Linked DNA regions of Mus musculus: region 2 is linked to region 1. A link is a contact called in ENCODE Hi-C data. All regions are on one chromosome and are shown on one strand. The core of a region is the stretch at or near the end of the contact, and the rest is flanking DNA. Distances in the headings are between cores, read along the strand shown. Region 1 holds the start of Olfr1261 (olfactory receptor 1261). Region 2 has its middle 32 kb from the start of Gm34542.

What was found. Hi-C counts contacts between places; a loop is a spot of excess contacts on that map.
Region 2: a map of regulatory T cell shows a loop between it and region 1 (158-fold over the local background). The contact joins the enhancer-like site here to the promoter of Olfr1261 in region 1. A Hi-C loop is called at or near these places in 2 of 37 maps with a recorded cell type or tissue (T-helper 17 cell and regulatory T cell).

Annotation. Positions count from the first base shown.
Region 1 is chr2:89,991,919-89,994,796 of GRCm38, reverse strand. It overlaps Olfr1261 (olfactory receptor 1261), which reads right to left and starts at 1,402. Exons shown (of 1, transcript NM_146474.1): 1 at 482-1,402. The coding sequence starts at 1,402. The coding sequence ends at 482.
Region 2 is chr2:170,286,224-170,289,101 of GRCm38, reverse strand. No RefSeq gene overlaps it. Among named protein-coding and RNA genes, the nearest start is that of Gm34542, 32 kb to the left of the region's middle. Within about 2 kb of position 1,446, at least 1 of the 3 ENCODE cell types and tissues checked has a DNase peak (open chromatin) inside an H3K27ac peak, as active enhancers do.

The DNA of each region.
Region 1 (2,878 bases), core at 153-2,652:
CCATGATTTTAAGATTCTTACCCTATGGCATCTTCTCCTCTCACCACTTCTTCAGTCTCCTGAATCTCCTTGAGTGGTCACTCAGACCCCATGCCCAGGAACTCCAAACCCTGCCTAGGTCTCTTCTGGTTAGCTATTGGCTGTTGGCATTTTAATTTAACCAATAGTTTTAAATTAAGGAGCATTGTACATGCAGATTCACTCATTCCTGGGCCCAACCAGGTCTTGGGGGCAGTACGTATCATTATAATACATATCAGAAGGTCAAATCTCAAAAGGATAGAAACATTTTTCACGATGATTTGATCACATCTGCATGGATTGTCACAATGTATTCCATTTAAATATATAATTATTATTCAGTGGAAAAATAGTACAGATAATATATAATTTATTATTATCACCACCACCACCATTTAAGGAGAACAACTGTCCATTGAACAGCGCTAAAGACTGTTTCTAAGAATAAAAATCACCAGGATTACATGTCACCAGCTTTCCTCATTCGACCCCAGAGCTTCTTCATAACCCTTTTGACTTCCTCATTTCTGAGGGTATAGATCAGAGGGTTCAGCATAGGTGTCACTAGGGTGCAAAACACAGTTACAGCTTTGTCAGTGGGGAAGGAGGTCATGGGCCTTAGGTACAGGTATGAACAAGGAACAAAGAATAAGACAACAACGGTGACATGAGAGGCACAGGTAGACAGGGCTTTGCGACGCCCTTCTGCACTGTGATTTCTCAGGGAGCGAAGGATGACCACATAGGAAGCAACCAGCATAGAGAAAATGAGTAAACACAGTGACCCGCTGTTGGCAGCGATCAGGGGTCCCAGAGTGTGAGTGTCAGTGCAGGCCAACTCCAGGAGTGGTATTAAATCACACATAAAGTGATCAATGATATTTGGGCCACAGAATGGTAACTGGGCCATAAACAAAATCTGTATCCCTCCATGGATGAATCCTAAGATTACAGCAGCCCCCACCAGGAATACACACAGAGGTCGGTTCATGATGGTCATGTAGTGCAAGGGCTTGCAGATGGCTACATAGCGATCATAGGCCATGGACATCAGCAAGATGATTTCAGCTGCAGCAAAAAAATGCTCCACAAAAAGCTGAGTCATGCAGCCATTGAAGGATATGGTGCTCTTCTCAGAGATTAGGTCATAGATCATTTTGGGTGCTATGGAAGAAGAGTAGAAACCATCTATGACGGACAAGTAGGAAAGAAAGAAGTACATGGGAGTGGCCAGGGCTGGGCTGATGAAGATGGTGACTGAGATGAGCATGTTACCAGCCAGTGTGATCAAATAGATTATTAAGCACACAATGAATAAGAATTTCTGCAGATCTGGGTCTTGGGTCAGGCCCAGGAGGATAAATTCTGTGACATTGCTCATCCTTTTCCTTGGGTTAGTTCAGGTTCTGTGGATATGATCATCTGTAAAACAAGAGAATATCCATGTGATATTTTAAACTCTAAGCTAAAGTATTTTGTGATCTCATTGTTGGAATGTCTGAAACAATGAAAAAACCCTACATTCTTACTTCTTCAATTAAGATCACTGTGCAGGTAATTTTGAAGATGAGAAGTAGATTGGCTTACTACTAATACTTTATTGTAATAGTTCAACCAACCAAAGTCTTTTATGCTTATTGGCTGATGATTTACTGCCAATTATTTTTTAAAATTAAATCCAGGGGATAATCTCAAATAGGACTTTCTTTCAGTGCTGGGTTTAGTTCTTATAGGACAAATATCATGAATCTCAATTTGTTTGAAATTACATTTGTGCATGATTGTGACTGTTAAAGGTCTATGAACTCAGTGTGCATGAAAGTAAGTGAGACACTAAAGAACTAAAGCTTGAAGCCTCACTCAATGTAAAGGTCTGTGTTATGTATGTATCATTCCTCTGTATCATAGGATGCACATGAACCCAGGGACAGAGACAGAATTACAGAGTTATTATGGAAAATAAAAGAACATTTGTGCTTATATCTCATTGAGTATGATTAATTCTAGAACAGCAGCTCTGTGCCAGGCTTCTCGTGGTTCCTTCTTTCATGATCCTTTCATGATTTCTTCGTATTGTTGGATGCATACATGTTAAGGGTACAAAGTGCCTCTAGTCATCACAGTACTTTATAGTTTTTTTTCTAAATGTTAAACTATTTCTTCAATTAGGATCATGTTAAAGGTCGGGGAAAATTCTGCTGTTTTGTATTGTTTATAAATGAAGCTACATGATGTGAGGACACCTAAGAATATAATTTCTGTTTTTGGTATACATTCAAAGTAGACAAATGGTAGAAATGTTGATTAATGCTATAAGAAATATTTTCTCTTAACTCTAACTGTGACTTTCACTAGTATGTCAGTGGTCTCACAAAGGAGAAAATTTATTCTTTTTCTTCCCATTTGTGCCTCTTTCCACAACATCTTCCAAAAACATAAAGCCACATAATTTTTCTCCTGTAATATCCAAATTCTGGATAGAGAGCTGAGCATCAAGACCCCTCTGTTACAATAAAAATGAAGAGAAATCTATTTGGATTTTAGAGTGGCTTATTACCTGAGGATTTTCCTCCTATTCATGGGTCTTCTATAGAGGTCTATGTGGTTAATCATTCTCAGTGTATTTATTACTTGAGGTTCTAACTTCAAAGTAGCAGCATGTAATTGGGAAAGGGTGAAAGCTTTCAAATTGTTACCAAAAGACTTCAGAATCACTGTATTTAGTGAGGCTACTGGCCACAGCACTTTAAAAGTGATTTCAGTCACTCTAGACAAGACCTGATTTGTGATTTCCCACAGATTATTTAATGCTATTGTGTTTCACTCACTTATTGTTGTAGCAAACCATTACAATTTG
Region 2 (2,878 bases), core at 197-2,696, about 80 Mb before region 1:
ATACAGGGGAAGCTGGAGGGCCCATTGAATCCTGAGGCACAAGCGCAAGAAGATAAGGTTTGGAAAAGACTCAAACCCTTGACTTAATTTATTAGCAACAGGCTCATCTGCATACAGCATCCGGGAACAAAGCGAACTTCCCCTTGGAATCTTTTGTTTCCAGATCAGTGAGAAGCAAAGGCTATGGCTGACCCCTTAGAAGATAGGCCATTTAAAACACAAACGGAAGCACACACTTAGGAGTCCTGTACGCATCCTATGAAGGGCAAGAGAGCCTTTATGAGGAATAGCCAAGTATGACTTTGTGTTTTTTAAATGTTCGTCTCCCTGTAAAACAAGAACTCAGAGAGTCCGAAACCCTGCAATTTCTGAGTCTTCTGGAAACATCGACACTAGGCCTCTTAGCACTGGAAAGATGGTTGTCTGGCGCCAAGATCAGTTCCACCCCAAAGGAACTGTTTTTGCAGTGTTTCAGCCACAACCGGGAGAGTTCACTGAACACCGAGCTTTGTGTCGCTCAAATCCTGATCCAGGTTTCTTCCACAAAACACCGAGAGCACACAGCCTGGCCGGAAGCAGGAGCTAGGAGAGAAGTGTTGGAGTCCGGCGCTCCAAGGTAGAAGCGCTTCAGATGCTAACCCAGGAAGTCTGAGGTGCCTGTGTGCTGTAGCAGTCCCCTTAAAATGTCCCGGGGCTTAGTTTTGCAGTAATCTCTTTCCGGGGCTCTGAAGCGTCATGGCAATTCTTACACTAACACAGGAGTGCTTTAGTGAAATAGAGACACCCAAGGAAGCAATCGAAGCAAGCTCCTCCCCCTGGTCCCCTTTATCACTCCATCCTCACTCTGGTCCCCCCCCCCCCCCCCCCCGTTTCTAACTCCACCTTGCCCAGTCCCTTCTGGTGTCCCAGGGGCCAGCGAGAGGAGAGTCTCCAAGAAGTCTGCAGAAGCTAATACATTCTCTGATACACTGTATGTTTCCCTTCCTTAGTTTGCGGTTTAACCCACCAGCGGCAATCCTCTCCTGAACAAGACAACATGGCAGACATCAACTAAATAGTTTTGTTAGAAACAAGAAAACAACAAATTCAAGATGAAAAGTTATTTAAATCTCTAGGTCTCCCTTTTTTCCTCTCAAACACAAGGAGAACTTGGGAAGCGGGGGGGGGGGGGGGGGGGGGGGGGGGGGTTCTCTTTTTTCCCTACAGTCCCAGGTTGCTAGTTGCTATTCAGTACTGGCCTGATCCAACAGAAAAAGGAAAAAGAAAAGAAAGAAAGTTGCCCAACCGGTTTGGCTGCTTCGGCCGGCTGGAGAGATGTCAGCCGCAGCTTATCTCTGTGCGCTACAGCTTGGGCATTCTTCTAAGTAAACGGTCACCATTTCAATGCTATCCCATCCTTTCTACTGTGAGCTTTGAATTCGACTGTCTTCAGATTAAGCCGCCTCCATGGCAACAGGCTGGCCACACTGCCCTGTCCACCCCCACCAGACCTTTCTGTGGCCACAGGGAAGGGGCGGGGGAGTACTTGGCGACACTCGCCAACGAGACCTTGGCTCTCTTTTCAGATCGTAACCGAATTGAGAAACGTACTCTGGGTCCCGGTGGATCGGGACTTTTCTCGTCCCCTGCACACGGTGAATTCGACACCCACTCGCGCGCATCTATCTCTGCATTCAGCAAGTGGATCAGGGCTCTCCCTCTCGAGCCTTTCTGCTCCAACGCTCGCTATAAACAAAGCGCAGAGGAAGTCAAATCAAACTTTCCCTGGCTCCTTTTCTTCTCCCAGTTCAGACTGAGCCAACTTTCTTTGGATGCCTTTTAAAGGCCGTTCCTAACTCAAAGGCGGAACCCTGTTGCTTTTATTTTTATTTTTCCTTTTTCTTCTTTATCTGTAATATCAAAGCTTTCCCCCAATAGTGTGCTCACCCACGCCCAAAGCAGCATTGCTCTGGAAGTTAGGAACAATAATAAGAAGCTGTTAGGTGAGAGTGTTTAAACCAAATGATTCCTTTATCATTACACACTTGCCAAACTGCCTTTCCCTCCTGCAGTCTCCGGGCTAAAATACAAACAAGAGAGCAGTAACAGCCTTTGCTCCGACAATAGCTGAACCTCGATGGGCACTTCCAGAGTGCCAGTTAGCAGCCAAGGGGAGGGGTTAACAGTGATTCAATTAAGGTTGTCCGCGCAAGACATACTCCAGACAGAATGGAGTCGGCTTATCTGTCTCATCTGCGGATACTACTGTAAAAATCACATATAATTAGGCCCTGCCTGGAGTGGAAACTACTGGAAGTGTTATCATTAGCTTGGAAGATTTCATCTCTGGGTTTCTCCGAGGGCCCTGGGAATGAACATTTTAGAACCAGAGGCACCTGATAAGTCGGGGAACATACTTAATGAAACCGTTCCTGCCACCCAGTTAAAAAAAAAAATGCCCTCAGTGGACAGAAGCGAGAGAGGAGAGATACGCAATTCGTGGCCGGAGGAGGCTGCTTTCCTTGTGTCCTTATGTTAATTCTTGCCAGCACGACCATGGCGTGCTTCACCTTGCTTGCCTTTGCTGATCTCATCTACACACAGGTGGGTGATCAGTTTTTTGGCACAGACCTACCCTGTCATAAAATGTATGAAAGCCGTAAACAAGGCCAGGCTACTTCCTGAGTCTCTGGTCTCTCTTCTGCTATGCGGATTGGAAACCACATGGACAAGCCAGGCATAGGGGGCCCTGCCTCGAATGCTAACATTTAAGAGGCAGAGGCAGGGGGATCTCAGATTTGAAGCTGGCTTGTGCTATATAATGAGACCAAAACCACAAGTGGGAAAACAAGCTTGGCTGGCATAGAGAGAAAGGTCTTACTTGATCCATGTGTGACTC